Linked DNA regions of Homo sapiens: region 1 is linked to region 2. A link is a loop called in an ENCODE intact Hi-C map of the cell type or tissue named here. Cell type or tissue: mammary epithelial cell. All regions are shown on one strand. Links, peaks and the distances in the headings refer to the core of each region. The heading gives the core; the rest is flanking DNA. Region 1 has its middle 200 kb from the start of RADX. Region 2 overlaps RNF128 (ring finger protein 128).

What was found. Hi-C counts contacts between places; a loop is a spot of excess contacts. Peaks named below come from ENCODE experiments on the same cell type or tissue, not always from the same donor. Only the 100,000 strongest peaks of a DNase experiment are listed, where the experiment ranks them.
Region 1: it touches region 2 in a loop (24-fold over the local background); 2 of 110 quality-filtered maps call a loop at or near these places.

The regions. Positions count from the first base shown.
Region 1 is chrX:106,407,464-106,424,359 of GRCh38, forward strand. No RefSeq gene overlaps it. Among named protein-coding and RNA genes, the nearest start is that of RADX, 200 kb to the right of the region's middle. In mammary epithelial cell, for the core only: a CTCF peak has its summit at 8,026 (motif pointing right); no DNase peak of the experiment used is centred there.
Region 2 is chrX:106,749,332-106,757,331 of GRCh38, forward strand. All of the region lies in intron 1 of RNF128 (ring finger protein 128), which reads left to right. Among named protein-coding and RNA genes, the nearest start is that of RNF128, 27 kb to the left of the region's middle. In mammary epithelial cell, for the core only: a CTCF peak has its summit at 3,164 (motif pointing left); no DNase peak of the experiment used is centred there; H3K27ac peaks cover 432 bases.

The DNA.
Region 1 (16,896 bases), core at 4,259-12,258, 340 kb before region 2:
GGGTGTCTGCCATTGCTGAGGCTTGAGTAGGTAAACAAAGTGGCTGGGAAGCTTGAACTGGATGGAGCCCACCACAGCTCAAGGAGGCCTGCCTGCCTCTGTAGACTCCACCTCTGGGGGCAGGGCATAGCTGAACAAGAGGCAACAGAAATTTCTGCAGACTTAAATGCCCCTGGCAGCTTTGAAGAGTAGTGCTTCTCCCAGCATGGAGTTTGAGATCTGAGAACGGACAGACTGCCTCCTCAAGTGGGTCCCTGACCCCTCAGTAGCCTAAATGGGAGACCCTACCTCCCAGTAGGGGCTGACTGACACCTCATACAGCAGGGTGCCCTTCTAAGACGAAGCTTCCAGAGGAAGGATCAGGCAGCAACATCAGGTTGCAATATTTGCTGTTCTGCAGCCTCCACTGGTGATACCCAGGCAAACAGAGTCTGGAGTGGACCTCCAGAAAACTCCAACAGACCTGCAGCTGAGGTTCCTGACTGTTAGAAGGAAAACTAACAAACAGAAAGGACATCCACACCAAAACCCCGTCTGTACTTCACCATTATCAAATACCAAAGGTAGATAAAACCACAAAAATGGGGAGAAACCAGAGCAGAAAAGCTGAAAATTCTAAAAATCAGAGCGCCTCTTCTCCTCCAAAGGAACGCAGCTCCTCGCCAGCAACGGAAGAAAGCTGGATGGAGAAATGTCTTTGACTAGTTGAGAAAAGAAGGCTTCAGACGATTGGTAATAACAAACTTCTCCAAGCTAAAGGAGGATGTTCGAACCCATCACAAGGAAGCTAAAAACCATGAAAAAAGATTAGACGAATGGCTAACTAGAATAAACAGTGTAGAGAAGTCCTTAAATGACCTGATGGAGCTGAAAACCATGGCATGAGAACTACGTGACGCATGCAGAAGCTTCAGTAGCCGATTCGATCAACTGGAAGAAAGGGTATCAGTGATTGAAGATCAAATGAATGAAATGAAGTGAGAAGAGAAGTTTAGAGTAAAAAGAAATGAACAAAGCCTCCAAGAAATATGGGACTATGTGAAAAGACCAAATCTACGTCTGATTGGTGTACCTGAAAATGACGGGGAAAATTGAACCAAGTTGGAAAACACTCTTCAGGATATTAACGAGGAGAACTTCCCCAACCTACCAAGGCAGGCCAACATTCACATTCAGGAAATACAGAGAATGCCACAAAGATACTCCTTGAGAAGAGAAACTCCAAGACAAATAATTGTCAGATTCACCAAAGTTGAAATGAAGGAAAAAATATTAAGGGCAGCCAGAGAGAAAGGTCCAGTTACCCACAAGGGGAAGCCCATCAGATTAACAGCAGATCTTTTGGCAGAGACTCTACAAGCCAAAAGAGAGTGGGGGCCAATATTCAATATTCTTAAAAGAATTTTCAACCCAGAATTTCGTATCTAGCCGAACTAAGCTTCATAAGTGAAGGAGAAATAAAATCCTTTACATACTAGCAAATGCTGAGGGATTTTGTCACCACCAGGCCTGCCTTACAAGAGCTCCTGAAGGAAGCACTAAACATGGAAAGGAATAACCAGTACCAGCCACTGCAAAAACATGCCAAATTGTAAAGACCATTGATACTAGGAAGAAACTGCATCAACTGACGAGCAAACTAACCAGCTAACATCACAATGACAGGATCAAATTCACACATAACAATATTAACCTTAAATGTAAATGGGCTAAATGCTCCAATTAAAAGACACAGACTGACAAATTGGATAAAGAGTCAAGATCCAACAGTGTGCTGAATTCAGGAGACCCATCTCACATGCAGAGACACACATAGGCTCAAAATAAAGGGATGGAGGAAGATCTACCAAGCAAATGGAAAACAAAAAAAGGCAGGGGTTGCAATCCTAGTCTCTGACAAAACAGACTTTAAACCAACAAAGATCAAAAGAGACAAAGAAGGCCACTACATAATGGTAAAGGGATCAATTCAACAGGAAGAGCTAACTATCCTAAATATATATGCACCCAATACAGGAACACCCAAATTCATAAAGCAAGTCCTTAGAGACCTACGAAGAGACTTAGACTCCCACTCAATAATAATGGGAGATTTCAACACCCCACTGTCAACATTAGACAGATCAATGAGACAGAAAGTTAACAAGGATATCCAGGAACTGAACTCAGCTCTGCACCAAGCAGACCTAATAGACATCTACAGAACTCTCCACCCCAAATCAACAGAATATACTTTCTTCTCAGCACCACATCGCACTTATTCCAAAATTGACCACATAGTTGGAAGTAAAATATTCCTAAACAAATGTAAAAGAACAGAAATTATAAAAAACTGTCTCTCAGACCACAGTGCAATCAAACTAGAACTCAGGATTAAGAAACTCACTCAAAACCACACAACTACGTGGAAACTGAACAACCTCCTCCTGAATGACTACAGGGTACATAATGAATTGATGGCAGAAATAAAGATGTTCTTTGAAACCAATTACAACAAAGATACAACCTACAAGAATCTCTGGGAGACATTTAAAGCAGTGTGTAGAGGGAAATTTATAGCACTAAATGCCCACAAGAGAAAGCAGGAAAGATCTAAAATTGACATCCTAACATCACAATTCAAAGAACTAGAGAAGCAAGAGCAAACACTTTCAAAAGCTGACAGAAGGCAAGAAAAAACTAAGATCAGAGCAGAACTGAAGGAGATAGAGACACAAAAAAAACCTTTCAAAAGCTCAATGAATCCAGGAACTGGTTTTTTGAAAAGATCAACAAAATTGATAGACCACTAGCAAGGCAAATAAAGAAGAAAAGAGAGAAGAAACAAATAGACACAATAAAAAATGATAAAGGGGATATCACCACCAATCCCACAGAAATACAAACTACCATCAGAGAATACTATAAACACCTCTATGCAAATAAACTAGAAAATCTAGAAGAAATGGATAAATTCCTGGACACATGCACCCTCCCAAGACTAAGCCAGGAAGAAGTTGAATTCCTGAATAGACCAATAACAGGCTCTGAAATTGAGGCAATAATTAATAGCCCACCAACCAAAAAACGTCCAGGACCAGAAGGATTCACAGCCAAATTCTACCAGAGGTACAAAGAGGAGCTGGTACCATTCCTTCTGAAACTATTCCAATCAATAGAAAAAGAGGGAATCCTCCCTAACTCATTTTTTGAGGCCAGCATTATCCTGATACCAAAGTCTGGCAGAGACACAACAAAAACAGAGAATTTTAGACCAATATCCCTGATGAACATTGATGCAAAAATCCTCAATAAAATATTGGCAAACCAAATCCAGCAGCACATCAAAAAGCTTATCCACCATGATCAAGTGGGCTTCATCCCTGGGATGCAAGGCTGGTTCAACATATGCAAATCAATAAATGTAATCCATCATATAAACAGAACCAAAGACAAAAACCACATGATTATCTCAATAGATGCAGAAAAGGCCTGCGAGAAAATTCAACAGCCCTTCATGCTAAAAACTCTCAATAAACTAGGTATTGATGGGACGTATCTCAAAATAATAAGAGCTATTTATGACAAACCCACAGCCAATATCATACTGAATGGGCAAAAACTGGAAGCATTCCCTTTGAAAACTGGCACAAGACAGGGATGCCCTCTCTCACCACTCCTATTCAACATAGTATTGGAAGTTCTGGCCAGGTCAATCAGGAAGGAGAAAGAAATAAAGGATATTCAATTAGGAAAAGAGGAAGTCAAATTGTCCCTGTTTGCAGATGACATGATTGCATATTTAGAAAACCCCATCATCTCAGCCCAAAATCTCCTTAAGCTGATAAGCAACTTCAGCAAACTCTCAGGTTACAAAATCAATGTGCAAAAATCACAAGCATTCCTATACACCAATAACAGGCAGAGAGCCAAACCATGAGTGAACTCCCATTCACAATTGCTTCAAAGAGAATAAAATACCTAGGAATCCAACTTAAAAGGGATGTGAAGACCTCTTTAAGGAGATCTACCAACCACTGCTCAACAAAATAAAAGAGGACACAAACAAATGGAAGGACATTCCATGCTCATGGATAGGAAGAATCACTATCATGAAAATGGTCATACTGCCCAAGGTAATTTATAGATTCAATGCCATCCCCATCAAGCTACCAATGACTTTCTTCACAGAATTGGAAAAAAACTACTTTAAAATTCATATGGAACCAAAAACAGAGCCCGCATTGCCAAGACAATCTTAAGCCAAAAGAACAAAGCTGGAGGCATCACACTACCTGACTTCAAACTATACTACAAGGCTACAGTAACCAAAAACGGCATAGTACTGGTACCAAAACAGAGATGTAGACCAATGGAACAGAACAGAGCCCTCAGAAATAATGCCACACATCTACAACCATCTGATCTTTGACAAACCTGACACAAACAAGCAATGGGGAAAGGATTCCCTATTTAATAAATGGTGCTGGGAAAACTGGCTAGCCATATGTAGAAAGCTGAAACTGGATCCCTTCCTTACACCTTATACAATAATTAATTCAAGATGAATTAAAGACTTAACTATTAGACCTAAAACCATAAAAACCCTAGAAGAAAACCTAGGCAGTACCATTCAGGACACAGGCATGGGCAAGGACTTCATGACTAAAACATCAAAAGCAATGGCAACAAAAGCCAAAATTGACAAATGGGATCTAATTAAACTAAAGAGCTTCTGCACAGCAAAAGAGACTACCATCAGAGTGAAAAGGCAACCTACACAATGGGAGAAAATTTTTACAATCTACCCATCTGACAAAGGGCTAATATCCAGAATCTACAAAGAACTTAAACAAATTTACAAGAAAACATCAAACAACCCCATTAACAAGTGGGCGAAGCATATGAACAGACACTTCTCAAAAGAAGACATTTATGCAGCCAACAGACACATGAAAAAATGCCCATCATCACTGGTCATCAGAGAAATGCAAATCAAAACCACAATGAGATACTATCTCACACCGGTTAGAATGGTTATCATTAAAAACTCAGGAAACAACAGGTGCTGGAGAGGATGTGGAGAGATAGGAACACTTTTACATTGTTGGTGGCAGTGCAAACTAGTTCAACCATTGTGAAAGACAGTGTGGCGATTCCTCAAGGATCTAGAACTAGAAATACCATTTGACCCAGCCATCCCATTACTGGGTATATACCCAAAGGATTATAAATCATGCTGCTATAAAGACACATGCATATGTATGCTTATTGCGGCAGTATTCACAATAGCAAAGACTTGGAACCAACCCAAATATCCATCAATGATAGACCGGATAAAGAAAATGTGGCACATATACACCATGGAATACTATGCAGCCATGAAAAAAGGATGGAGTTCATGTCCTTTGTAGGGACATGGATGAAGCTGGAAACCATCATTCTGAGCAAACCATCACAAGGACAGAAAACCAAACACTGCATGTTCTCACTCATAGGTGGGAATTGAACAATGAGAACACTTGGACACAGGGTGGGGAACATCACACACCAGGGCCTGTCATGGGGTGGGAGGCGGGGGGAGGGATAGCATTAGGAGATATACCTAATGTAAATGATGAGTTAATGAGTGCAGCACACCAACATGGCACATGTATACATATGTAACAAATCTGCACGTTGTGCACATGCACCCTAGAACTTAAAGTATAATAAAAAAAGTGGCATTGCAGTTTGAAAAATAATCAAATAGGATTTCTAGAACTAAAACATATAACCATAAAATAGAGAGTTTAATGGATGCATTTAATAGATGGCTAAACACAACTGTTAGATGATGATAAGTGCAATGGAGAAATATTAACTTAAGAGAGAATTACTGAAATGGAAGATAGGTTAGAATAAATCATCCAGAATTCTGCCTAGAGAAACAAATTATGTGAAAAAAGAAAAGATAGGGTAAGAAACGTAATGAATAGAATGAGAAGATCTTACATACATATAAGTCCCAGAAAGTAAAGACTCTTTTCTGAGGAAATGAGGAAGATGATAGTCAAACATTTTCCAGAACAGATGAAAAGCATTAACTAATCTACAGATTCTGCAAACCCAGTGAATCCTAGACAGGATAAATAAAAAGAAATCTGTACCTACATACATCATAGTGAAAATGCAGAATATCAGAGAGGAAGAAGGCTATTATAATGATCAAAATTAGAGGTAATGGAGTCTTAACCCTGGGCAGGAACAAAATAAATTGAGACAAGGGGATGGGCCTTTAGACTCTAGCCTTTAGAATGCCTTTTGCTCAAACTTTCCATGAAAGACTATTTTATAAAGATGTTACCCATTTCATTCCTAATAAATAAAAATACATTTGTTAACAAATGAATTTATTGGAGCAACCTGATACCTGGAAGCCATTTCCAATTGTCTTTGTCATACATGGAAGGCTATGGTTTTATATGTCCCTTATCCCATGGGACCTGAAAGAAATATTTTCCACAGGAATAAAATGCTAGTGGCAGCTGAACTTTAAGGCTAGAGAAATGTGCTTTCACGTGACTTTCTAACAGAAAGGAGAATAAAAGTGAATTTATTTGTTTGTTTTTGAGACAGGGTCTCATTCTGTTGCCCTGACTAGAGTGCAGTGGTGGGATCTCGGATCACTGCAACCTCAGCTTCCCAGGCTCAAAGCAATCCTCCCACCTCAGCCTCTGGAGTAACTGAGACTACAGGTGCATGCTACTATACCCAGCTATTAAAAAAAAAATTGTAGAGACGGAGTTTCACCACGTTGCCCAGGCTGGTCTTGAACTCCTGAGCCCAAGGAATCCTCCCGCCTCGACCTCCCACCGCGCTGGGATTACAGGTGTGAGCCACCGGGCCTGGCCAAAAGTGAATCTTTATAGGAATTCTTCCTTCTGCTTACCTGCTTACTGTGCAACTTTCACTCTGCTTCTAAGGAAAAGTATGTAAAATGAACAATTTCATAGTTTCCAGGGAGTCTTATTACAACCTTCAAGGTGGACCATATGTACTCACTTATTGGGCTATCTAAGCTTGGCTGGCATAGAATTCCTGCAGGGGGGTTCATGTTTGTAATAGATCTAAAAATGCAATGGCCTGTCTTTGGAAGGAGTCAGATTTTTACTTGTTAATAGAGCTGTTCATACAGAGATTGAATGGTCACTTGTTAGGGATATGATAAAGAAAACTGTGCTCCATATGGGATGTTATTTCAGAGATTCTGTGGTCCCCTGAATGTCTAAAAATTTCTGACAATTTAAGCCAAAAGCAGCTGTCTGTGAATCCTTCTAAGAAGAATTTAAACTGTTTTTGCTCAAAATATGTCCAGCATTTATTCTATTTGAGAGACAAATATCTTATATAGCCATAAAGACCCCCATCACCATCACAGAAAACTGTTTCTTCAAGAAAAGATATTGGGAGGGCAGGAAAGCCTTCTCTGTTGCCTAGTGCCAACCCAACCAGAAAGAAGTTCAACAGTGAAGGCATTAACCTGCTTTCATCTGTGGTATGCAATATGTCACCAACAATTTTGATCAAGTGTCACAAAGGGAGGGATAGCTGGGTTTTAATTCTGATTTTGCAGCGTTTCTCTTTACTTTTGCCAGGCATTCACAATTTGTGTAGGCCACAGCTCTCTCCCAAAGCCTGTGAAAGCCTACATTTTAGTATCTGTAGCATCTTTTAGAATTATGTTCCTCCGTTACTACGGAAGAGCAGGATCAGGGAAAATGTTCCATTACTCTAAGATTTATCCCAGGGACTTGCTGTAGCATAATATACTAAAAAGGGCATTTGACTACAAATATGAAGATCAGAGATAGCTTCTGAATCTGTTTTCTTATCTGAAATATGGAGGTGATAATAATGCCTGTTTGTTAACAGAGCAGCCCTAACAGTAGGGAATCCCTATCTGTCAAAGCTTCTGAGCTCTGTGATTTCACTTCCCTCATCCTGGTCAGGTTTCTCATAATCTCCATCTGGAAGAGTTGCTGTCACTATCACTTATAGCCACCAGGGGTCCTCAGCAATCCTGATCTAATCGTGAAATGAGCCTTTTTATTTATCTAATTGTTTTCCTGAATCTGGGTAAGCCAGGCTGATATTTTCAAAAGGAACCTTCTTCAGAAGCTCAGGGATAAGCACAAGGAACAGAGACCATTGTGAGCAAGGAGATTTTAGTGCACAAATAGATGGCTTTGTGCTTCTACATTTGGGTCTTAGCTGCCACCAGCTACTCTGCCCTTCAGTGGGGCTGTTGATGGCTGCCCTCTGGGCACCCCTGCCCCTGCTCCTGCACCCAGAGGATGAGAAACAAGAGTCCTATACAAAAGGTGAATAGTAGCCCCTGCAGTTTTGTAGGGTGCAGTCTGTGTGGCCATATGTGTTGCCTTTGGTGAGAAGATCTCCTTTCTAACGTGACTCTCTTCTGAGTGTCAGAGACCTGCATTAGTCTTGCACCGGCCCTCAATTGTTATAGGATCCATGTCAGGCCCCTCAGTTCCTAATTATTATACCCTTGCATTCTTAGCCAAGTTCTCTCTGCTCATGTTAAATTTTGACCAAAGGCTTTCCTCTTATATAGACTTATTGTATCAATATAGTGTACATTTGTGGTAATAGAAATAATTCATAACAAGGCACTTAATCCTGTCAGTAACTCTAGTCTCTACTTCTCAACACTGCTCCAAAACATCCCTTTACTCCATTATCTCTCACTGTGAGTAGTGCTCATAATGTATTCCAGATGCACCTCATATTCCACAGTCCCCTTTCAATTAATTGGGATCATGTGACTAGTTATAGACAATGAAATGCAAACATAAGTGACCTATACCATTTCCAGGATGAGATATTTGAGACCCAGTGCATGATCATAAGATCTCTCTTTTTTGCTCTTGTAACTCTTTGCCAGATGTTGAGATGATAACATCAAAGATGGAGGGAACCTAGATCCCTGAGCCGTCAGATGAAAAAGAGAGCTGCAGACAGGCATTTGAACTCATGTGAGCTGGAAATCAAGCTTTGTATATGTATGTTAAGCTGTTTAGATATGAAGATTTATTTATTATTTTATCAAAGCCTACCCTGTCTTAACAAAGACACTCTCTCTCTTGCACTCCTGTCAACACCTGTACCATTATTAGAAAAGTCTATGAACGACTCTTCCTTCATGTTTTATAGGTAGCTTGAATCCAAAATAACCCAGTCTTGGGCCAGGTGCAGTGGCTTGTGTCTGTAATCCCAGCACTTTGAGAGGCTGAGGCAGAAGGATTGTTTGAGGCCAGGAGTTCAAGACCATCCTGCATAACATATTGAGACCCCATCTCTACTAAAAAATTTAAAAATTAGACATATAAAAATATGTGCCAGTCTTACCCTAGTCCCCAAATATCTCTTCTTTTAGGCTGTTCTCAATCTTAGTGAATGGATATTCAGTTGTGACCTGATTGGTGACCTAGAAGTCATCTATGTCATTTCCTTTTATCTCTCCACTCTCCTATCCAGGAAGTCATCATTCATTCATTCATTCATCAAATGGATATTGAATGTCTATTACGTACAAGATACTTTTAGGAAAACTGGGACATAATAATGGAAAAAAACAAGAAACAGTCAAAAATCTTTGTCATCATGGAACTTACATTCTAGGAAGGGAAGGTAGACAACACACAAGCAAAATAAGTAAAATACCTAGTCTATTAGTTAATGATAAATGCAACAGAGAAAAATAAAGTATAGAAGGAGGATAGAGAGCACTGCATGGGGGGCTGATTGGAGGGTGAAGATGCTATTTGAATAAAGTGATCAGAGAAGACCTCAATATGAAGATAGCATTTGAGCAGAGACTTGAAGGAGATGAGGATGCCAGTCATGTAGACATCTGGGGGAAAAGCATTCTAGGAGAGGAGACAACAAAGGGAAAGCCCTGAAGGTGGAAGTGTGTTTGCTGTGTTCAAAAAAGAGCAAGAAGGCCCGTGAGGCTAGAACAGAATGAGTGAGGCAGGAGGAATAGGAGATGATATCAGAATGGAACTGGAATGGTGACTTTCACATGAAGTGAGATGTAAGCCAACGGCAGGTTTTAGACAGAGGAGTGACATGGTCACACTTATGCTTTAGAGCGTTCACTCTGACCACTGCAAGGGGCAAGGACAGAAGTAGGAAGACCAGTTAGGAAGCTACTGCAATAACTCAAATGACAGATGATGGGCTCAGACCAGAGTTGTAGCAGTGGAAGTGGTAAACAAAGTGGTCAGATTTTGGTAATATTTTTAAGATAAAGCCAAAGGACTCCCTGACAGATTAGATGTAGGATGTAAAAAAAAGAGAGGAGGCAAAACAAAAGAAAAGACTCCAGGACTTTAGGTTTGATTAGGTGTGATAATGGACTTGCCATTTACTGAGTTGGGGAAGACTCTGGAATAAAGAAGTTAAGGTGGGCGTAAAGCCAAGGACTTGGTGTTTTGTTTTTTATTGTGGTAAAATACACGTAGCATAAAACTTACCATTTTACCCATTTATAAGTATATAGTTAAGTGGCATTACATATAGTCACATTGTTTAATGCACTTATTCTCCTCTCTCCCAGCCCCTGGTAACCCCCATTCTACTTAATGTCTCTAAGAATTTGACTATTTTAGGTACATCATACAAGTGAAATCATACAATATTTGTTTTTTGTGTCTGGCTTATTTCACTTAGCATAATGTCTTCAAGGTTCATCCATGTTGTAGCATGTGTCAGAATTTCACTCCTTTTTAAAGGCTGGATAATATTCACACACACACACTATATATATATATATATATATATATATATATAGTGTGTGTGTGTATATATATATATACACACACACACATATATACACATATATATGTGCTACTATAAACATTGATATACAAATATCTGTTTGAGTCCCTGCTTTCAATTATTTTGAGTACATACCCTGAAGTGGAATTGTTGGATTACATGTTTATTCTATGTTTAGTTTTTTTGAGAAAAAGACATACAGTTTTCCACAGTAGCTGCACCATTTTACATTCACACCATGAATGTACAAAGGTTCTAATTTCTCCCTATGCTCACCAGCACTTGTTATTTTCTCTTTGTTTTTTTTTTTCTGTTCTGTTTTGTTGATAATAGCCATCCCGATGGGTGTAGAATGATATTTCATTGTGGTTTTGACTTTAATGTCCCTAATTATTAGTGATACTGAGTATCTTTTCATGTGCTTATTGATCATTTCTGTATCTCCTTGGGAGAAATGTCTATCAAAATCCTTTGCCCAGTTTTTAATTGTTATTGTTGTTGTTGTTGTTGTTTTGTGTTGTAGGAGTACTTATGTAATCTGGAATTTTTTTCTTCAACTTTTATTTTAGATATAAGGGGTACACGTGCAGGGTTGCTACATGAGTATGTTGCACTTGGGTAGGGAGCATAGTACCCAATAGGTAGTTTTTTGACCCATGCCCCACTCCCTTCCTTTCCCCTTTAGTAGTTCCCAGTGTCTATTTTTCCCATATTTATGTCCTCTTGGGCTTAAGGTTTAGCTCCCACTTATAAGTGAAAACATGAAATATTTGGTTTTCTGTTCCTGCATTAATTTGCTTAGAATTATGTCCTCCAGTTCCATCCATGTTGCTGCAAAGGACATAATTTCACTCTTTTTTATGGCTGCATAGTATTCCATAGTGTACGTGTCCCACATTTCCTGATGAGGACCTAGGTTTATTCCATATCTTAGTTATTGTGAATAGCATGGTGATGAACATATGAGTGCATGTGTCTTTGATGTAATGATCTGTTTTCCTTTGGGTATATACTCAGCTATGGGTACAATCCAGATATTAACCCCTTATCAGACATATGATTTGCAAATATTTTCTTCCATTCTTTGTTTTTTGCCTTTTCACTTTTCATAGTGCCCTTTGATGCATAAAAGTTTTAAATTTTGATGAACTCTAATTTATCTATTTTTTTCATTTATTGGCAGTGTTTTTGGTGCCATATCTAAGAAATCATTGTTAATTCAAATGTCATAAAATTTTTCCCTTACTTTTTTCTATAAGTCTTATTGCATTTAGGTATTTGATCCATTTTTAATATGGTGTAATGTAAGAATTTAGTTTTGGACATTTTACATTAGTTTTGATTATTAGACATTTAAGTGTTGATGTTAGACAGGAATTTGAATATATGATATCTTTCTTTTCTGATCAGAACATTCCTAGTCTCCCTATGAGAGCCTAGCTGTTATGAATCATCTCTGAAACTAAGAGAGGAGAAAAATTCCAGAAGGTGGAGCTCATAGAAGATAAAGACTTGGAAGTGGCGATCAGATTTGTTGATTAGAAAGCTCATTGTTGAGCACTGAAAGAGTAGAAAGCTGAGTGTCCCATATTGAGGAGTGAAAAGAGGGTAGAGACAGGCACTCTCTCTAAAGGATTTACTATGTGGCCTTCTTTGCCTTTTATTTTGATAGTCTTGTCTATCAAATTCTCAAGCATCTGTCAAGTGTTTTGGTGATAAAAATGATCGAGAAGATTTGTGTCTCCAACTGTACCTCAAGGAGACCACCCTCTTCCCAGGAAAGGATATTATAACTCTGGCAGTGAGTGGGTTTTACAGACAGATTTTGACTTAGACTAAGTTTTAATCAAGGGAGCATCAGAGTCAGATAGGTTTAGGAGTTCTGCCTTCCACCAGTTGTGTGACCTTGGACAAGTCACATTCCCTGATCCTTAGTTTCCTCATCTGTTAAATTCAATGTTGTGAATATTAAGTGAGATAAACTTAGTAAAGCAACCAGAGTAGTTCCTGGCATAGTAATTGTTAAGAAAGGGTTGATGATAAAAGAGAAATAATACTCAGGACAAGCCAAAGATGGAATGAGGTCCCCATCAATGGAAATGCTCAAGAACAGACTACATGACTACTTGGTGGGAACTTTATAGAGAGGATTCTAATGGCTTTACCAGCTGAACGTTGAAGTTCCTTCTAATCTTCAATTTTATAGTGCTGAGAATCCCAAGCAATAGCAATGCAGACATAAAAGTTGTCTCTGCTAATAATGGAGACCTCATGCTCAAATAAGGTCTTTTGGGAGCAACTGGTCTAAGGGTGAGTGTACATGCTCTTCAGGGGACTATGTGTGTGGGGTGGGGAGGAAGGAACATGTGTAGTATCTCAGGTTCAAGAGCACACTGCCAGCTGTGCTGTCTGCTTCTGCCACACGTGGCACCCTGCCTCAGCACTACATGTTCTTCCCATAATCAAATAAACACCCAAAGAGACTGTATGTTCACTTTACTCCTTGACTCAGCCAACTGGGGCTTCCCATACTAATTTCTCATTTACTCTTTCATGGTTTTATCATAATTGACTCCCACTTGGGGAGAAGACTTTAGAAGTTGATGCAGTGAGAAAGAGTGTTTATTAATTATCTAAGCTTTCATGCGTGGCTTACAAAATCTTTTTCAGTTTGTCCTCCAGGTCTTCCTTCATGATGCTACTTCCCACTATGCCTTTATTACACCACTGCTCCTGATCCTAGTTCAAGCCTTCATCCCTGACCTAGACTTTTCCAATAGTCTTCTAATTGCTTTTGTTTTCTCCTCTGATGTTCACTCCCTCTTTAATCCTGTCTTTGTCCAAGCCATTTACTAACTGACTCCTACCTACCCTTCTAGCTCTCTCCTCAATGCCCTTCCTGTCATACACACTCAGCTTCAACATAATGGAGCCACTGGCCTTTCTCTGAGCAACCCCTTCTTACAGTTATTCACTTTTCATTCTTCTGACAAAATTGCATCTTTCTTTTAAAGCCAAGACCATATACCTCTCTCCCCAAACCCACCTGTGAGGGCTGTAACTGAACGTGCACTGTGTGGTTCTCTTTGTGCCTGCATCACATACTACCTTTCATTAGAGTTCTGTGTATTTATGTCTCATTTCCTCTAAAAGCTTGGAAGCTTAATTTCTCTCATCAGTAGCTGCATTCTCTCCATATTCTTTCTCGTTTGAAAGACAAACTATTTTTGCTCACAGTAATTTATCCCTTGAATCCTTACCCTCATTTCACAAATAAACAAAGAAATCCAAATCAGGTTGTATGTCAGTTATAATGAAAAGTAACTTAATGCCTGACATCCTGAAAGCACAAGTTACAGAAGGCATCTTAGGTACTAACTGACAATGCAGAAGTTTGAATGAAAAAAAAATCAGACTACAATTGATCAATTCCACTGAATGTTGCCTAGGTGTTCCTAATTAACAAGGAGCAGCATGTGCTCCCCTGGTGTCCCTTTTCCTTTTTCAGAAATGTCGAACCCAGTGGGGAGGGTCGCTTAAACTATTTATTTGACTCATTTATTAGCTTGTGAGTGTGAATAACTTAAGCTTTAGGCTTGTACTTAGGCATTATGGTTGTTTTTTTTTTTTAAAGAAATTAGCCATTCTCTAGTTTGCTCTTCAGCATGTGGGCATACTGCATCTATTTAACCCTTGAATGTATAGGATGGGCTAGCATAGAAACCAGAGGTGGGTATAAAACATTTATTTAGGCACTATCAATTTCCACAAAATGAGATGACAAAAACTCATCTTAGCTCCTCTGACGGCTCCCGTGTTCCTGATGCTGTTTATGAAAACATTGCTTATTACAGTGAATTGGTTTCCTTAGACTTGTTTTCTCTTACATGGAGCCTATTGGGTTGAGATGGAGTATAAAGGGTCAATATGCCTTAATGACAAACAGTGACTATGGCTATGTTTGCTAACACTGACATGACGAAAGTGGGGAAAAGGCATTGGACATTTGGAACTGTGTGCACACATATTCAAGAGCATAAACCTATTCCAAAAGCCATTAGGTGCAGGAAAGCTTTGCTGTTAACCTATAGATCCTATTTAGGAGTCGCTTATGGAAATGAAGTCAGAGTGACCCTTCTTGTGTTCCATTAAATGTAAACACATTAAGAGAGCTTCTTTTCACCAAAATGCAATATTGTGGCACTCTGTTTATGCATAACTTCACTTCAGATTTATTAAAATAAATAGAAATGCTTTTTTCAGCTTGAGGATCATGTCGGAAGGAAACTTAATTTGCGAAAGGTACTCTCTACAAGAGCTCACTGGTCAGAAAATGATCATCCTACTCCAGATGACGCATAACAATAATTTAATCCTCACAGCAACCCTGTAAGGTAGGTACTATTATTCTTCCCATTTTTCATCCAGAAGGGGAGAGACTGTAGTAGAGGTCAGAGGTTAGACCCAGAGGTCTGAAGTCAGACTGCCTGGGTTTGAATCTCAGTTCTGTCACTCACTAGTTGTATAATCTTAAGCAAGTACCTAACTTCTATATGCCTCAGTTTCCTCATCACTAAATTGAGATAATAATATAACTTCCTTATATGGCAAAATGAGTTAATATGCAGAAACACCTAAAACTATTGCCAAGCATATGGTCAGTCCTCAAAAAAATGGAAGACCTTCTTTTTCTTCTTCTGGAATTAGGTGACCTTTTGCTGGCATGTCAATAGGACAAGTGGAAAGGAAAAATGTGGAATCTTATCCATAGTTCCTGAGATGAGCTATGTGTTTCTGACTGGGGCATGAGGGAGCACGGGCAGTTGTACAGAAGGATTGGAGAATGCAATCTAGAGAGAGTTAGTGTCTGGAATGTGTCCCAAATGTTTCTGACTGAGCCCCAATCTCCTGGAGTCCAGGAGATGAGAAAAGGCCTTTCCCTATACAACAAGTCCCTAGGAAGATTCTTGAACTCCAAGGAATATATAAACTGCTAAGCTCAATTAATCACAATGAATTTAATTTTAAACTACTACTTTACCCTCTTAATTTAGAAGTGACAATTTACAAAGTGACTAACTGCTCATCATAGTTTTTCCTTGGGAGACCTGAAGCACAGTTGATAGCTAACTTAGTAGGGGAGTCAAAAATCTGAGTCACATGGGATCACCTTGTAATCTTACCTCGTAATTTCTGATTGTACTTGATGTTTTACTGTCACTTAATTTAAATGTTTCAAATATAGTTCAAAGCTCTCAATCCATATTGAACTAACTGGTGTCTCCCCTTTATTATTCAGTCACTCTCTCGGGTAGTTTCTATAGCCCCAGCTTCAGCATTTGTACCTTCCTGTCAGCAACTTTGTTTCAGATATTCATGTGGTCACAGGCTGATTCACAATGGAGCACAGAACAAAATACAGAATTTCTTCATGTTTTCAATTTTCTATAATGAAGGATAAGGGCACTTACAACAATCACCCCCATGGTGAATAAAGGAGAAATTTAGCTGAACATAATGTGCGTTGGTTTGAGTAAGGCTCAATCTTATACTTCTCATTTAAAATTGGATTCCAGTTTCTGACCGCCTGAAGGATTTCACAATTGCATGCTTGAATATGTGGCTCCATCCAGCAACACTGGCAATAAGCAAGGAACCATAAGGATCCTTAGTACAGAGAAACTGGCCAGGCCTCTGAGCAGGTAGACTCAAGGCAATCCAATATTCTTTCACTCATTCTTGTAAACAATATTTATTGAAAGAGCATGATTTGCTAGGCACTTTGCCATGCACAGCCATATACACATTCTGCCCTCTAGGGATGTGATAATTTGGTACAAATACAATGAAATAAGTGATTCCAATACAGTATGGTCCTGTGATATACATAAGAGAGATTCCTAAACCAGACTTGACAGTTTGCAAATAAAATTGGGTGATTGGAGCAGGGTTGGAAAAAGTACTAATCAGGCTTCTATATATTTTCCTCAACCCTGCCCAAATCTATAAGCAAGTCCTATTTCAAGGCAAAATATAAATCTAACCAATTCTCAGCATCTTTGCCTTTTTCACGCT
Region 2 (8,000 bases), core at 1-8,000:
TTTGGAATTCGCTGGCGCATTATAAGAGACCCTTTCCAATATTTTAAGGATAGAAAAAAGCTAAAGGGAAAAAGAGGCTCAACAAGGCCTGCTGTAGCAACAGAAACACACAACACCACACAAAAAAGCACACACACTAAAAGGGTTTCTTTCTTGTTCCACAAAGGAAGTTTGATTGTTCTTCCTTGGAGTTTCAGGGTACATATTTTGTGGTTTTCAACAGAGTAACAAGTAGAAACACTTAATTTGGGAATGTGCATGGGTTTTCACTAGTTTTTAAACATAAGTATGAGGCCAGCCATGGTAGTTCACACCTGTAATCCCAGCTCTTTAGGAGGCCATGGTGGGAGGATAGCTTGAAGCCAGAAGTTTGAAGCCAGCCTGGGCAACATAGTGAGACCCCTGTTTCTACAAAATAAAAAAATTACCCGGGTGTGGTGGTGTACACCTGTATTCCCAACTACTCAGGAAGCTGAGGTGGGAGTATCACTTGATCCTGGGAGGTGGAGACTGCAGTGAGCCGTGATCGTGCCACTGCACTCCAGCCTGGGCAACAGAGCGAGACCTTGTTTCAAAAAAAAAAAAAAGGAAATTAGGTATGCACAAGTGAAAAGAATAGCAAAGTAAAATAGTTACAGATTTTGAATTGTATTTAGTTGTAGTTAAGCTTTTTTAAGACTAGGTAAGTTCAGTAGTGAGAAGTGGGGAAAGAGTAGAATAAGCAGTTCAATCTGTAACTGAGTGAATAATCAATTGTACTTAAGTTTTGAATCTGTAATGTCCAGTGGTGAGCTTGTTCAGTCAGTTGTACACATTTCATCCCAATTCCACATTCACGTGGCTATGGTGGGAGTATTTACACCATGGAAACTGGCACACACTACACATTAGGGCTTTCTCCAACCCTGAGAGCAGATTTCTAAACATTTACTACTGCACCCATGAATGTGCCTATTTAATTTTCACTTTTACAGTTAAATAACAGCTTTAGGTTTCATTGAAGATAACTAGTGTAGAATGGTGAAGAGCAGAGATACCAGAGCCAAACTATCTGGGTACAAATACCATTTCTTCACTTACTAGCTTGTGTTACCCTAGGCAGTTAGTCAAACTTATCATTAATGGGGATAGTAGCAATGCCTACCTTATAGGGTTGACGTGAGGATTAAATATGTTAAGGGTCTGTTTTATAGATAAATCTTATCTGGCAACCTCAGAAATCCAGTGCATAGCCAGGATTCAGGAAATAAACAAAAACATCACTGAGCCACCAATGTAAATGTCAGACAGAGGGTACTTGCCCTGAAGCCCCCAAGCTTTCTCTAGAAGCTAATTTTACTCTTTCTGTAGAACCAAGCTTGATTGTCTTTTCTGAGCCAAAGGGATATTAGAAGCATGACATCACACAAAAAAAAAGAGAGAGAGGAGAGATGCTGCTAGAAGCAACAACTGAAGTGAGAACCTTCCTCCCTCAAAGAAAATTATCCAATGTGAGAACTCAAAAATGAGTCAGACTGCTTGATTGCTAAGATCTGTTCCATTTCCAAAAATTTATGACAAGAGTGAAAAATTGCAACAGTTTAGAAACAAATAATCTTACTACTATGTTAAATAATGGCATACAAAGATAATCCACTGTCAATAATAAATCATAATCAGTATCTATTAGTTAAGAAAATAGGACAGGGAGCAAGATGGCCAAATAAAACCCACCAGTGATCATCCCCTCCATAGGAACACCAAATTGAACAACTCCCCACACAAGAAAGCATCTTTGTAAGAATCAAAAATCAGGTGAGCAGTAACAGTGCCTTGTTTTAACATCATATTAAGGAAAGAGGCACTGGATAGGATAGGAAAGATAGTCATTAATTTCTTACACCACCCCTCCCTCATCCCCTGGTGGTGCAGCTTGGCACAGAGAGAAAATCTGTGTGTTTAGGGGAAGGAGAGCACAGTGATTGTGGGACTTTGCATCAGAACTCAGTGCTACCCTGTCACAGAGGAAAACAACATGGGGCATAATTGTGCCCATACCCATGGAGGGAGCATTTAGACCAGCCCTAGCCGGAGGAGAATTGTCCATCCCTCTGGCAAGCCTCACCACTGTGAGCTAAAGTGCCCTGGGGTCCTAAATAAATACGAAAGGCAGTCTAGACCAAAAGGACTGCAATTTTGAGGCAAGTCCTGGTGGTTCTGTGCTGGGCTCAGAACCAGAGGACTTGCGGTGCATATGGCCAAGAAAGCGTTTGCATCACCCCTCCCCCAACTCCAGGCAGTACAGCTCACAGCTCTGGGAGGAGAGGAAAGATTAAAGTGGACTTTGTCTTAACATTTGGATACCAGCTCAGCCACAGTAAAATAAAGCACCAAGCAGAGTCCTGAAGCCCACACTCCAGGCCCTAGATCCTGGATGACATTTCTAGACACACCCTGGGCCAGAAGGGAACCCACCAATTTGAAGGAAAGGACCCAGTTCTGGAAGGATTCATCACCTGCTGACTACAGAGCCCTTGGACCTTGAATAAACATTATTAGTAGCTAAGCAGTACTCACCATGAGCCTTGGGCAAGGCTTCAGGTGTGACCCAGCACATTCCCAGCTGTAGTGGCCAAGGGGAGAGACTCCTTTTCTCTGCTTGAGGAAAGGAGAGTGAAAAGTAAAAAGGACTTCACCTTGCAATTTGGGTACCAGTTCAGCCACAGTAAAATAAAGCACCGAATAGATTCCTAAAGTTCCTGACTCCAGACCCTACCTCCCAGACAGCATTTCTAGACCCACCCTGGGCCAGAAGGGACACCACCACCCTGAAGGGAAAGACACAAGCCTGGCTGGATTCACCACCTGCTGATTAAAGAACCCTTGGGCCTTGAACAAACAGCAATACTCACCATAAGCCTTGGGCAAAACCCAGAACTATGCTGGTTTCTGGTCTAATGCAGCTCAGTCCCAGCAGTGGTGGCCACAGGGGTGCTTGCATCACCTCTCCTCCAACTCCAGGCAGCACAGCATGGTGAGAGAGATTCCTTTTGTTTGAGAGAAAGTAAGGGAAGAGAACAACACATTCTGCCTGGTAATCCAGGGAATTCTCCTAGATATTACCCAAGACCACCAAAACAGTACCTCTACTAGTCTGCAAGAGCCACAGCGTTACTGGGCTTGGGGTGCCCCCTAATGCATATATGGCTAAAGTGACCAAAAACTTAGATCACAACACTCAATTCCCTTTGAATGCTTGAAAAGCATTCTCAAGAAGGACAGGTATAAACAAGCCCAGACTGTGAATATTATAATACCTATCTCTTCAGTGCACAAGCACCAAGAAATATCCACAAGCATCCAGATCATCCAGGATAACATTACCTCAGAAAATGAAATAAAGAAGGAACCAGTGACCAATCCCAGAGTAACAGAGGTATGTGACCTTTTAGACAGAATTCAAAATAGCTGTTCTGAGGAAGCTCAGTGAAATTCCAGATAACACAGAGAAGGAATTCAGAATTCTATCAGATAAATTGAACAAAGAGATTGAAATACTTTAAAAAAATCAAGCATAAATTCTGGAGCTGAAAAATGCAATTGATATACCGAAGAATGCATCAGAGTCTTTCAACAGCAGAACTGATCAAGCAGAAGAAAAAAGTATTGAGCTTGAAGAGGGGCTGTTTGAAAATACACAGTCAGAGGAGACAAAAAAAGAATAAAATAGAATGAAGCACACCTACAACATCTAGAAAATAGCTTCAAAAGTACAGATCTAAGAGTTATTTGCCTTAAAGAGGTGGTAGAGAGATCGAGATAGAAAGCATATTCAAAGGAATAATATTATAACACTGTAGTTGTGGTGTGTGAACTACTCATACCTTGAGTAGGAAGACTAAGAGATGAACCTATCAAAAATAATAACTGCAAGTTTTGAAGACATAGACAGTATAATAAGATATGAATAGAAACAATAAAAATGTAAAAAGCCATGGAGGGGATAAAGTTAAAGTATAGAGTTTCAATTAGTTTTCTCTTTGTTTGTTTGTTTGTTTTAGCAATCACTGTTGTCATCAGTTTGAAATAATGCAATATAAGATGTTATCTATAACATTCATGGTAGCCTCAAATCAATGAACCTAGAACAGATACACCAAAAAATAAAAAGCAAGAAATTAAAACATACCACCAGAGACAATCACCTTCACAAAAAGAAGACAGAGAGGGAACAAAGGAAGAGATCACAAAACAACCAGAAAACAAATAATAAAATGGGAAGGGAGTAAGAACTTATCAATAATAACATTGAATTTAAATAGAATAAACTTTTCAATCAAAAAACATAGAATGGCTGAATGCATTAAAAAGCCCCAACTAGCTGCCATCCTTAAGAAACACACTTCACCTATAAGGACACACATAGACTGAATATAAAAGGATGGAAAAAGATATTCCATGCAAATAGAAAACAACAAAGAGGAGTAGCTATACTTATATCACACAATATAGATTTCAAGACAAAAACTATAAAAAGAGATAAAGAAGGTCATTATATAATGATAAGAGGATCAATTCAGCAAGAAGATAGAACAAGTGTATATATGCACCCAAAGCTGGAGCACCCAGGTGTATAAAGCAAATATTATACAAACTAGAAGGTGGGATATAGACCCTGATATAATAATAGCTGGAGACTTCAACACCCTACTTTCAGCATTGGACAGATCATCCGGACAGAAAATCCACAAAGAAATATCACACTTAATGTGCAGTAGAGAACAAATGGACCTAATAGATATTTACAGAACATTTCATCCAACAGCTACAGAAGACACAATTGTCTCTTTGGCACGTGGATCATTCTCAAGGATAAACCATATGTTAAGTCATAAAACAAATAATTTTTTTCTTTTTTCTTTTTTTTCAGACAAGTTCTCACTCTGTTGCCCAGGCTGGAGTGTAGTGGCATGATTTCGGCTCACTGCAGCCTAAACCTACCAGACTTGAAGGGAACCTTCCACCTCAGCCTTCCAAGTAGCTGGGACTACAGTGGGACTACAGGCACATGCCACCACACCTGGCAATGTTTTCTTTCTCTTTTTTTTTTTTTTTTTTTTTTTTTTTTTTTGTAGCGACAGGGTCTCACCATATTGCCCAAGCTGTTCTCAAACTCCTTGGCTCAAATGATCTGCCACCTTGGCCTCCCAAAGTGCTGGGATTACAGGTGTGAGCCAGCATGCCCAGCCAAAATTTTTTTTAAATTGAAATATCAAGCATCTTCTCTAACCACAATGGAATAAAACTAAGTCAATAATAACAGAAACTTTGGAAACTATACAAATACATGGAGATAAACAGTATGCTCCTGAATGACCAGTGGGTTAATGTAGAAATTAAGAAGAAAATTTTAAAATTTCTTGAAACAAGTGGAAATGAAAACAAAATGTAACAAAACCTATGAGATATAGCAAAAACAGTACTAATAGGAAAGTTTATAAAAATGAGTGCCTACATCAAAAATGTAGAAAACCTTCAAATTAACAACCTAATAATAGAACTAGAAAAGCAAGAGCAAACCAAATGGAAAATTAGTAGAAGAAAAGAATTAATAAAGATCAGAGCAGAAATAAATTGAAATAAAAAAACACAAAACATCAATGACATGAAAAGTTGTTTTCTTTAAAAAATAAATAAAATCAACAAACCTTTAGCCAGAATAAAGAAAAAGAGAAAACCCAAATAGATAAAGATGAAAAATGGGACATACAACCAATACCACAGAAATTCAAAGAATCCCTGGAGACTACTGGGAGCAGCTATACGCCAATAAATTGGAAAACGTTGAAGAAATGGATAAATTCCTAGACACACAGAACCTTCCATGATTGGATCAGGAAGAAAACCAAAACCTGAATAGACCAATAACAAGTAATGAGAAGAAAGCCATGACAAATAGTCCCCCAGTAAAGAAAAACCTGGAACCCAATGACTTCACTGCTGATTTTTGCCAAACGTTTAAAGAAGAACTAATGCCAACCCTACTGAAACTATTCTGAAAAAACGGAGCAGGAAGAAATACTTCCAGACTCATTCTATGAGGCCAGTATTACCCTGATACCAAAACCAGACAAAGACATATCGAAAAAAAAAAGGAAACTACTACAGGCAAGTCTCTCTGATGAACATCAATGCAAAACCTCAACCAAATATTAACAAACCAAATTCAGCAACACATTAATAGGGTAATTGATCATGATCAAGTGGGATTTATCCTAGGGATGCAAGGATAGTTATACATAAATCAATCAATGTCCTACATCCTATCAACACAATGAAGGACAGAAAGCATATAATTCCAATTGATGCTGAAAATCATTTGATAAAGTTCAACATCCTTTCACGATTAAAAACCCTAAAAAAGGGCAATTAGGCAGGAGAAGGAAATAAAGGGTATTCAATTAGGAAAAGAGGAAGTCAAATTGTCCCTGTTTGCAGATGACATGATTGTATATCTAGAAAACCCCATTGTCTCAGCCCAAAATCTCCTTAAGCTGATAAGCAACTTCAGCAAAGTCTCAGGATACAAAATCAATGTGCAAAAATCACAAGCATTCTTAATACACCAACAACAGACAAACAGAGAGCCAAATCATGAGTGAACTCCCATTCACAATTGCTTCAAAGAGAATAAAATACCTAGGAATCCAACTTACAAGGGATGTGAAGGACCTCTTCAAGGAGAACTACAAACCACTGCTCAAAGAAATAAAAGAGGATACAAACAAATGGAAGAACATTCCATACTCATGGGTAGGAAGAATCAATATCTTGAAAATGGCCATACTGCCCAAGGTAATTTACAGATTCAATGCCATCCCCATCAAGCTACCAATGCCTTTCTTCACAGAATTGGAAAAAACTACTTTAAAGTTCATATGGAATCAAAAAAGAGCCCGCATCACCAAGTCAATCCTAAACCAAAAGAACAAAGCGGGAGGCATCACACTACCTGACTTCAAACTATACTACAAGGCTACAGTAACCAAAACAGCATGGTACTGGTACCAAAACAGAGATATAGATCAATGGAACAGAACAGAGCCCTCAGAAATAATGCTGCATACCTACAACTATCTGATCTTTGACAAACCTGACAAAAACAAGCAATGGGGAAAGGATTCCCTATTTAATAAATGGTGCTGGGAAAACTGGCTAGCCATATGTAGAAAGCTGAAACCGGATCCCTTCCTTACACCTTATACAAAAATCAATTCAAGATGGATTAAAGATTTAAACGTTAGACCTAAAACCATAAAAACCCTAGAAGAAAACCTAGGCATTACCATTCAGGACATAGGCATGGGAAAGGACTTCATGTCCAAAACACCAAAAGCAATGGCAACAAAAGAAAAAATTGACAAATGGGATCTAATTAAAATAAAGAGCTTCTGCACAGCAAAAGAAACTACCATCAGAGTGAACAGGCAACCTACAAAATGGGAGAAAATTTTCGCAACCTACTCATCTGACAAAGGGCTAATATCCAGAATCTACAATGAACTCAAACAAATTTACAAGAAAAAAACAACCCCATCAAAAAGTGGGCGAAGGACATGAACAGACACTTCTCAAAAGAAGACATTTATGCAGCCAAAAAACACATGAAAAAATGCTCATCATCACTGGCCATCAGAGAAATGCAAATCAAAACCACTATGAGATACCATCTCACACCAGTTAGAATGGCAATCATTAAAAAGTCAGGAAACAACAGGTGCTGGAGAGGATGTGGAGAAACAGGAACACTTTTACACTGTTGGTGGGACTGTAAACTAGTTCAACCATTGTGGAAGTCAGTGTGGCGATTCCTCAGGGATCTAGAACTAGAAATACCATTTGACCCAGCCATCCCATTACTGGGTATATACCCAAAGGACTATAAATCATGCTGCTATAAAGACACATGCACACGTATGTTTATTGTGGCATTATTCACAATAGCAAAGACTTGGAACCAC